2 separate regions of the Homo sapiens genome follow, and region 1 is linked to region 2. A link is an interaction called in ENCODE POLR2A ChIA-PET data of the cell type or tissue named here. Cell type or tissue: OCI-LY7. All regions are shown on one strand. Links, peaks and the distances in the headings refer to the core of each region. The heading gives the core; the rest is flanking DNA.

The links. Peaks named below come from ENCODE experiments on the same cell type or tissue, not always from the same donor. Only the 100,000 strongest peaks of a DNase experiment are listed, where the experiment ranks them.
Region 1: POLR2A ChIA-PET joins it to region 2 with 26 read pairs; 3 of 35 experiments call an interaction of 5 or more read pairs at or near these places.

What each region holds. Positions count from the first base shown.
Region 1 is chr7:121,270,035-121,275,418 of GRCh38, reverse strand. CPED1 (cadherin like and PC-esterase domain containing 1) reads right to left here. Exons shown (of 23, transcript NM_024913.5): 22 at 3,989-4,135. Among named protein-coding and RNA genes, the nearest start is that of WNT16, 56 kb to the left of the region's middle. In OCI-LY7, for the core only: no CTCF peak of the experiment used is centred there; no DNase peak of the experiment used is centred there.
Region 2 is chr7:121,324,483-121,329,797 of GRCh38, reverse strand. It overlaps WNT16 (Wnt family member 16), which reads right to left and starts at 798. Exons shown (of 4, transcript NM_057168.2): 1 at 411-798; 2 at 1-231. The coding sequence starts at 505. In OCI-LY7, for the core only: no CTCF peak of the experiment used is centred there; no DNase peak of the experiment used is centred there.

The DNA.
Region 1 (5,384 bases), core at 230-5,229, 55 kb after region 2:
CTGGATCCTGTTTGTTGTCCTATGTAAACACTAGGAAAACGTAATCCATTTCCACTCATAAAAAGAAACACCTGCTTTTCTAATCAGCAGGAACATGTTAGTCAAAATTGATGCACACCAGTTGGGAAATTGTTTACAGATTCTTGGTGGCAACATATTCTCTTTTGGTGCCTTGACGGATGAAAGAAACACCTCAAGATCTTTCATCTCACCTATGGCAGTGAGAGCTCACTGAAGCAAGTTTGTTATGTCTATGATAGAATTCTAACCACAAACCAAAGAAAAAACATCAATATCTTACTGTAATGATTATACCAACCCTTCTCAGGTATCCTTGAATCTATTGTGGGAATAGTTTAGTTGAACATCAGAAGATAAAAGTCCCCCAAGCCAGAATTTTTATGGTTCTAACACAATTTTTTCAACTCTTGCTAGTATTTTATGGTAAGCTTTATTTGCCAGGCTCATAAGATGAGCACAGAGGTGAAAAAAAGGTTATCAGCAGAATTTTTGCCCTTTAACTTTTTAGACATGAGAGCAGTCACCAACTTTTTTTCTAGCTTGCTGCATTCATTATCAAATGTCCTCTATAAAGAGTTTTAGATTTTTTGGATTGTTTGTAATAAGCTAACATTGCTATTACATCACTGTTAAGATGTTAGGTGATGATTTAGAAAGATTATAAAATGTCAGTGTCAGCACTAGAGACTTGCTGAGGTACAAGGGGTACAAATTGTTCAAGAGTTAAGCAATAATTATGCCTAAGTAATGAATGAATTTAGCGACTTTATGATGAAGGGAGTCAGTTGAGAAAGATGATCATATCAGCTGTATGTTGTGACTGGAACAGCAAATGCTCCCAGAAGCTTATTTTAGCTTAAACATTAAAACTTCAAAATAGATAACACTACTCTGAAATCAATTAAGATAATTTGGCGGAGACCTACATGGCTTGCTATCAAGACAGCCTACATCAGAAATAGAGTTAAGAAAAAGCGAGTTATGTGTGATAATTACACACCAAAAACTATAAAGTCAAATAAGCTAAATGATTTTACCTGAACATGCTTGAAGCATTGTTACTATGCAAGTTAATGATAATTTTAATCAGTAATAATTATAAGCCAATATTCTAGTGCTGATGGTTCAAAAAGCCTTTTTTGTGGTTTCTGAATACCATGGCTATTAATGTGAACTGGTTGATGCTGTGGTATGATACATGTAACCATGTGGGAAGGGCACTTCTGTTTTTAATTGGAGCCATGTTGAAATTATTCGAGGACATTTTGCTTTTTAGACTTTCAGAGCACTAAAGCTAAAAAAAGAAAAGTAGACACCTTTCTGCAAAAATATGAATTGAAGACACATTATGTACAAATAAATAAATAAACAAATAAAAATTCTTTCTAAAAGAGGAACAAAACCAATCTCTATGTTGTCTTTCAAAAGCCCTGTTTTCTGTGGGTTTGGCAACCACTGGCTTGCTTTTTTAGCCAGCTGTGATCCTGGGCTGGCTCAGCTGCAAGATCTTTGCTTCTTTCTCTTCCAGGCTACAGCCCTTGCATTTCTAAGTCTTGACTTTTGCAAATAGGATAAGTACTCTAAACGTTGTATATTTTCTTGTGGAAGACATTAGTAGACACACAGTATCCTACAGCTTAAAATCTGTTCTGCAACAGCATGATCCAGCTTCAAGCTGCTAGGTCAAAATTTAAAATGTCATGTTCTGTACTGTGGCTGCAGGCTTTCACTTCTCTGAAATGCAGTTCCATTTGGTCATATTAAAGGATAATGTAAATCCACCCATAAATCATACAGAGCAACTACTGCAGTGTCAATAACATTTTTAGTATTGGTAAAACTCTTGGGACCAAGATGGATTTTTTTTTTTTCTTTGAGATGGAGTCTTGCTGTGTCACCCAGGCTGGAGTGCAGTGGTGGTGATCTCAGCTCATTGCAACCTCTACTTCCCAGGTTCAAGTGATTCTCCTGCCTCTACCTCCCCAGTAGCTGGGATTACAGGCACACACCACCACACCTGGCTAATTTTTGTATTTTTAGTAGAGACGGGGTTTCACCATGCTGGCAGGCTGGTCTCAAACTTCTGACCTCAAGTGATCCACCCGCCTCAGCCTCCCAAAGTGCTGAGATTACAGGTGTGAGCTACCACACTCGGCCCACCAAGATGGATTCTGACAGTCAGCTAAGGGCTGAAAAACAGAATCAGAAGGAAACTTTAGTTGTCACCTCACGAGTCAACCCACTAATAAATGCATCCTGGTTTACAAAAGAAGGCAAGCCAGAAAGAGTGAATCAATATCTAATAGAAAGATAAAATGAGGCACTATTCATCTCAGTTTCAGCTGAATCTCCTAGAGCAAATAACAGAAGCCAAAAAAAAATCATATTCCAAGAAATTTCTGGACAACCTATACAAGACTTTCAAAAGTATGGACAAAATCCAGTTTTCCATATTCTTGTCTCACCAAAAGAGTTGTGAGACAAAGAGGAAGGACGGGATGGAATTTCTGTGTGAGCTTTCCAATGTTTTGGGGCCCTCTTCCCATTGGGGTGTTGTTTTATTTTTGCCTTAAGCCAAGTGAGAGGAGCCTTCAGCAGAGCCAAGCACATGTCTCTTGGGGTTTGGGAAGCATTAGAACTGGTATGATATACTGTGGCTACAGATCAGCTTTAGGGTGGCAGAGAGAGTGAGAGAGAAAGCTTCACTGGGAACTAACTGTATTTCCAGCAATGACAGAGCAACAATGCATTAATATTTCTGTAGATCAAATATATATATTTCTGTAGTTCAAAGTAGAGCAAGCCTAGTGCTATTTTGAATATTTTTCAAAAGGATGCCTGGAGGAGCAACGTGATCCTCAACAGAGTGATAGACAGTTGGATACCAAGGAGCCAAAAAAGGAATCTACTTGGAGGAGAGGTATTACCGCCATCAAGGAAGTTGGAGCCATAAAGTTCCACTGGTGGGGAGGGGGCTCTCCAAGGCAATTCGTAAAATCACTCAAAAAAAAAAGAAGTAGCATGCTAGACTCAGAGAGCACATCACTGGGTTATGCTTGTACTAGTCAAATAAGACTCTTCTTGTCCTTAGCATCCCGTCTCTACTCTGACCAACGCAGAAAAATGTAGAAGAATAAAAGTAGAGAAGGAAGATGGGGAAATGGCAAATAAGTGTCCTGCCTTCTCTCCCTTGATTTGGGCTTTTGAGACTGAAGGAAACCTAAGCTGGGGGATGGAAATGACTTATGTAGTTATGACTCAGAATGGGACAATTTTAGTATTGATGTGATACTCCTACACCTGAAGGTGATTGGAGACCTTTTGTTATCTGAAAGTGGTGTTAAACTTATGGGTCCTGACCAAGATTTTTATTCAAGGGTTAGGGAGGAAGTAATCCACAGAAGGTTCAAAAGGACAGGAGAAAAAAGAATAAAATAGTTTTAGGCTATCACCTTATCAGCTTAGCCTATTTATAGGTTAAAATAAAATCATTTTCACTCTGGGTGGGGGGACCCTAACCAAAACACAGGTCTTCCTGTTATGCATTGGACAAGGCAATGAAAGAAGGTCATTCATTAGTTTAGCACATTAAGTAGTCGTGCTTTGCAAGCTGCTGCTACTGAAAACCTTTGCCACCTTTTTTTTGGATGCAATTTCTGATGGGAAGGCTTGAAGTCTATTAGAGAAAATAAGTGCTCTCCAGGTTCCCATATTCCTGCCTCCATTGACCAATTGTTCTAGTTTTGAAGTGTCTAAACAAACATAAATTTTTTAACATCTCATTTGGTAGAGCTAAAGTTGTGGTTACTACATGCCTTGGCTGAATGATGATGAACATATATCATTTAATCTCCACCTGACATTGTTTTTTGTTTCATGCAAAATAAGACTGACAATACAATTAAAGATACAACAAACAATTTTAAAAGATCAAAAGCTATAAAACTCAGATAGCCAGCATAAATACCTCATGGAAATGACATCCACACTTCCCCTGTAGAAACTCTTTGTAACGCCCCATTGTTATAGTGAATGTGTCAACTACTTCATAGCCATGTTTTTTTGCAGTATCCAGAATAATCAAATTTTCTTTCCATAAGTTCTGTACTTCACTCTGATTGGAAAGCAGAAGAATGAGAATTTTTATTACCAGAGGATTGTTTTATGATTCAATAAGTTAGGTGGAAATTATGTAAATGTCTTTTTTACTGGGATTAGTCATAGTGTAAGATAAGGAACTTCACATGCATTTCTTAAATAAAGATGTGTTCTAATTTTTTTTACTCGAAACATACATGTAATCATTTATGTATAAAACAGCAATATCTACAGTGACACACAGTTTTGAACTTCTTCAGTAAAAAGTGGTTAAATTTATTGCCCACAAAGACTCATAAAATATCTAAAATTCTCAATTTAAAAATTAACATTACTGCCGAAAGCAATCTACAGATTTAATGCTATTCCTATCAAATTACAAATGTTATTTTTTACAGAATTAGAAAAAACTATTCTAAAATTCATATGGAACCAAAAAAGAGCCCTAATAACCAAAACATCTTAAACAAAAAGAATAAAGCCAACACATCACATTATGTGACTTCAGGCTATACTATAAGGCTACAGTAACCAAAACAGCATGGTTTTGGTACAAAAACAGACACATAGACCAATGAAGGAGAACAGAGAACCCAGAAAAAAGCCGCACCTATAACCAACTTATTTCAACAAACTCAACAAAAATAAGCAATGGGAAAAGGACCCTCAATAAATAATGCTGGGATAACTGGCTCTCTATATTCAAAATAATGAAACTGGATTCTTACCTCTTACCATATATAAAAATTAACTCAAGATGGATTAAAGACTTAAATGTAAGACCTTAAACTATAAAAATCCTAGGAGAAAACTAGGAAATACCATTTTGGACACTGGCCTTGGCAAAGAATTTATGACCAAGACCTCAAAAACAATTGTACCAAAACCAAAAATTGATAAGTGGAACCTAATTAAACTAAAGAGCTATGCACAGCAAAAGAAACTATCAACAAAGCAAACAGACAATCTACAGAATGGGAGAAAATGTTTGCAAACTATGGATCTGACAAAGTTCAAATATCTAGAATCCATAAGTAATTTAAATCAGCAAGTAGAAAACAAACCCATTAAAAAGTGGTAGACACTTCTCAAAAGAAGATATATGATTTGAATATTTGTCCCCTCCAAATCTCATGTTGAAATGTGAACCCCAGTGTTGGAGGTGAGGCTTAGTGGGAGGTGTTTGGGTCATAGGGGTGGACCTTTCATGAACGGCTCTGTGCCCTCCCCACAGTAATGAGTTCACACAAGATCTGGTTGTTTAA
Region 2 (5,315 bases), core at 1-5,000:
AAGAGGGGGCTGGCGCCCATCGGGGCGGTAGTGGCGGCGGCGGTGATCATGCAGTTCCATCTCTCGTGTCTGAACTGGCTCCCGCACTCCTGAATGCCCAGCCGGGCGCCCTCTCGGATGCTCGGCAGCAGGTACGGTTTCCTCTTGCACAGCTCCTTCTGGCGGCTGTTCAGCGGCAAATTGGCGCAGCCCAGCTTCTCTGGAACCCCGAAGGAGGCAATGCCCAACCACCTGTAAGACACGGCCGCCCGTAGCGTTAAGCCGCTCCCCAATTCCAGATGTTTTCCGAAAAATTAGGTCACTCGTCTAAGGGTCCCCGCCCTTCTCCCCCAGCCTCAGTTGAAAGTTCCCTAGGATTGGGCACCCCTTTTGCCACCTACCCGATGCTTCCCTGCCACCTCCATACTCACATCCAGTTTCCTTGGGCTCCGTAGGGGAACAGCACGAGCAGGGCTGCCCACAGCGCGCACAAGCGGGCCAGTCCCAGGAGCGCCGCCCTGTCCATCGCCCCCGCATGGAGTCCCCCAGCCCAGCCGCTCCTCTTTTGCACCCCCTCCCCAGAGGCCCTTCGGGCCGCAGGTCAGTTGTCCAGCACCAAGTTATCCCTCGCCCTCTTCCTCCTTGCATACAACATTAAAAGGCCAGCAGTGATAGGGACTCTCAGCAGCTTCCCCCTCGTTTGCAGGGAGCTGTAGGAGAGATGGAGAGAGCAGCCTGGGGATCTCCTCCTGCGCAGGGGTGGAGATGTGCAGGAGATGCGGGAGCGCCCCTCGCATTCCTAGGTGAGAAACTTCTGTTGATGTATCCGCGTCTCCATCGCCCCCGGCCTCTCCTCCCATCTCCTCCCCCTGGCCGCGCCTGGAGCCTGATTGGCTGAGCAGCGGCCCCGCATCTCATCATCTCGGGACCTCAGGCTCTTATTGGTGGAGAGCGGCTCCGCGGGGGGCGCTCCGGGCACTGGCCTCAGGGACAGCGTGTCCAGACCTGGGTGTGTCATGACCTTTCCTGCTGTCACAGTCTCCTTAGAACGGGTCGTTGTGGGGTTGATTCAACCCGAAGACTAACAGGACGCTCTGTCTTAGCAACCTTGGGGGAAAGCGTGGGTTTGATGAGTCCCACCCATCCCACCAACATCTGGGTTACCCTCTGGGTGTAGTGGCTGGAAAATGTCACTGACCTTTTTTTCTTCTCCTTCACCTCACAGGAGAATAATCTTTTTGAGTCAGAGTTGGTACCGAACAAATTAACCTTCCAGTCCCCTGCTTGAGGTCCCACTGTCAGGAGACTTTAGAGAGTGGGTGAAGTGCTGTCAGGCTTACAATCACTGTCATTTATGTATGCATTTATTTTGAGCGAAAGAGAAGATTCCAGTCTAGCATCTCATCTGCCATATTTCAATCGTGCTCTGTGATTTCCTTTTCCCTATTTGTCTTATTTCCTGCAGTCCCTGAGAACGCTGTAAGTCCCCTGCAGAAGATGGGGACAAAGAAAGTGAGAGGTTTCTGGAGAGTTCTAGAGTACATGAGAGATGTGCTCTGATCTTTTTCTCCAGTCCTACCTTACGATTCTCATGGTGGGAGGGTCCCTGCCCTTCTCCCCCAACCTCAGTTGAAAGTTCGCTAGGATTGGGCACCCCTTTGCCACCTACCCGATGCGTCCCTGCAGGACAGGGCTACACATGGAAGACACATTTTTAAAAACGTACTTATTAAATACCTGCTGTGTGCCTAGTCCTGTGGGAATTTATAAAGACAAGCTCTCTTCCCACAACTGTACAAATAAACCATACACAAGTGTAAAAGAAAATACGTTTAGATGATCAGTAAGAGAGATTAAAGAATCTAGCAGGGTACTCCCTGGAGCCGAAGATAGTTCAGAAGCAGGAAGTGTTCCAGTTACTGGCAGATTTGGAAGGTTAGTTAATCAGTGTTTTGTAGGATGGAAGGTCTCCGAGAGTTATCTGAAGGCAAGTGCAACGTGTTTAGCTGTGGTATTGGGAAAGCCTGCCTCACCTAATTAGACACAAGAAATGTTTCTAAGAAGCATTATCTGTCCTTAGAGATCTTTTGAAGTGTTAATACATTCCCATGGTGGACGTATCAGCTCAGTGGGTACCCAAAGCCAAAATTACTTAAATAAAGGATTTGGGGCCAGGTGCAGTGGCTCACACCTGTAATCCCAGCACTTTTGGAGGCCAAGATGGGCGGATCACCAGAGGTCAGGAGTTCAAGACCAGCATGGCCAACATGGTGAAACCCTGTCCCTGCTAAAAATACAAAATTATTTGGGTGTGGTGGTGCATGCCTGTAATCCCAGCTACTCGGGAGGCTAAGACAGGAGAATTGCTTGAACCTAGGAGGTGGAGGTTGCAGTGAGTTGAGATAGCGCCACTGCACTCCAGCCTATGGCACACAGTGAGACTCCGACTCAAAAAAAAAAAAAAAAAAAGGATTAGATAGCATTAGCTGCTTATCTCCTATATCAATCAGTGAGCAATAAAAGCTCACTGAAATTTTCATCCTATCCCATTCACTCCCTTATCCAACAAATGTTTATTGAGTGTACACTATGTACCAGGTTCTAAAGCCACATTTTAAAGAGTCGAGGAGTCAAGTTGATGATAGGATGTAGATACTGATCCAGAAATATTTTGGCTAACGGCTAGTGGCCTCTCTGAAAGTCAGAGCCTTCATCCAAGCTCACTTTATTCTGTGAGCTTCTCCAAGAGGGACAATGGCGGATTCATTGCTGTACCCCTGCCATTGGGCCTAGTACATAAGATCCTGTTTTTGAACAAAATTTATTGAGTGAATTAACAATGAGGAACATCCTGAGTGGATATGTAAGAGGCCTAAATGCTGGAACTACAGTTTTTACTTCATTTCAAGGGGAATTGGAAGTGGGGAGGCAATCTCCGGGTTGGGGGTGCTGGACAATATCCATACCTTAGGCTGATTTTAGGGCCAACGGTGGTAGATGTTTTAAAGAGGTGTTTGATTTTTTAAAAAATCAAAAACATATATTGAGTCTCTGTTATGGGTTAGAAAGTGGGGATAGCACTTACTCAAATGATCATGGAATTCACAGTCTACTTGGCAAGACAGACAAGGGAGCATGCAGCTATAATACGTGCAATAAATGTACAAAGTAGAGTGTGCTGTGAACACACAAAGGAAGATTACTTATTTCAGTCTTGGGGATCAGAGTGGGGAGGAGACACTTGAATGTTACCTTCATTATTATTCTGGGAATCTAGCACCATCTACGCATCCAGATAAAGCCTTTGGGGTGCACTCAGAGGGTATTCTGTCCTGAGAGTCAGAGACCACTGTGTCAAACATTTTCAAACACAAGACACAATTTTAGGGCGTGAGTGGTCTTGCATCTCTTTTGTATGGGCTAGAGCCTTAGGGGTCATTCTGTCCATATCTCCAAAACAAAGGAGACATATTTCTAGGAGCTGACCCAGCTGAGGAAGCAGATTTTTCATTCAGTGAACAGATATTTGAATGATAATTTTGTTCCAGGCATTGTGAACTTTCATGTTCTGAGAGCTGCCATACACTCCCAAATCCCTCTTACTGTCTTTATTTGTCTCTCTGTCTCTGTCTCATTCTCCATCTTTCTCTATACAAAATTGATACTCACTTTACAGATGAGGAAATTAATTTGGGGAGATTAAGAAACTTGCTCGAGGTTACTCAAAAACAATCAACCTTTAGAGGCCCCTCCTTTTTTTTTTTTTTTTTTTTTTTTTTTGAGATGAGGTATCATTCTATTGCCCAGGTTGGAGTGTAGTGGCTCTATCATGACTCACTGCAGCCTCAACTCCCAGGCACAAGCGATCCTCACCCTCAGCCTCCTGAGTAGCTGGGACTACAAGTGTGCACCGTTATATTCAGCTGTATTTTTTATTTTGTGTAGAGACAGGGGTCTCACTATGTTGCCCAGACTGGTCTCAAATTCCTGGCTCAAACAATCCTCCTGCCTCAGCCTCCCAAACTGCTGGGATTATAGGCATGATCCATGGCACCTGGCCAAGACCCTGTTTTTTTCACTACAACATACTTCTGCATGCCTAATTCAAAACATATATATAGTGTGTGTGTATAGAGAGAGATATGTTAGGTGTTATATATATATATATGTAAAATTTTTTTTCCCTGATCAAATCCCCAAATCTTAAAACTCAGATTACCGTGTCTTTGGGTCAAAATTTTTTACTGGTGTCTATGGTTCCTTACGTCACAATTCACAGATCTCTCCATTGAAACATTGAAAAAGTTGTTTTGTTCTCCAAAAATAAACAAAACCCACCATAGGGAGGTCTTTTGAGAAGCCCCTGTGAAGAGGGTCTCCCTGAGGCAAGTGGTGAGCTGCATGGGTGCCTTTCCATCTTTCTGGCTTTGCCCTCTGTGGTTTTTGCAGGCTGAGAGGGGCAGTGGAAAGAGCACTGGGTTGGGTTGGGTAACCGGGGCTCCTGTCAGCAGGTGATGATCGTGGACTACTCATTTCAACTTTGAGTCTCAGTTTTTTCATTTGCAAAATTATCAAAATTTCTTTTTCAGATCTGAATCTCTTACTGGAGCTACCATAGGGCTGGAGGGAGGAGAGTGGTACGTGTGTGTGTGTGTGTGTGTGTGTGTGTGTGTGTGTGTGTGTGTGCGCGCGCGCACATGGTGGGGAGGGGGAAACTGCATTTGCTGGGGGACTGCAGGAGGAGGAAACCTTAGCCATTGACAGGAACTTGTCTACCTGAAAGATGGTTCAGTCCCCAAGGTGGCATAAGCCAGGGTTTTTTGGCGCCCATCTTGTCTTAATATCTCCAGCTTCACTTTTGCTTCTGGATTTCAAGGAAAATGAATCTATTTTAATTGCAGAAGTCATTTAAAATGGTTGAATTTTAAAATATAATCTTGTCAGATCACATGAAATTTTATTTGGAGAATATAAGAAGTTACAGATATTTTATCCTGACATATGAAGTTGAGGAGCTCTTTCATAATCGAATTTATGTCTATTAATATAAAGCATTCAACTCTACTCTCATCGGAGGGGATTATGCTATTTAGACTTGATGAATGAAGTAAAAGATCAATTCCAAACATGTATACAACTGCACATTTTAAATTATTGATTTCTTTCTCAGCAAGCAGGAGCTTAATTTCCTATTTATTATATTTTGATTGAAGAGACGACAAAATATTCACTGACCAGTAGAATGTGAGACCTAAAGTTTACTGTACTGTATAAACTTTTTAAGCTTCTAGTGTCCATATGCATAAAATGTTGTAAAGATCATATCATTAATCATT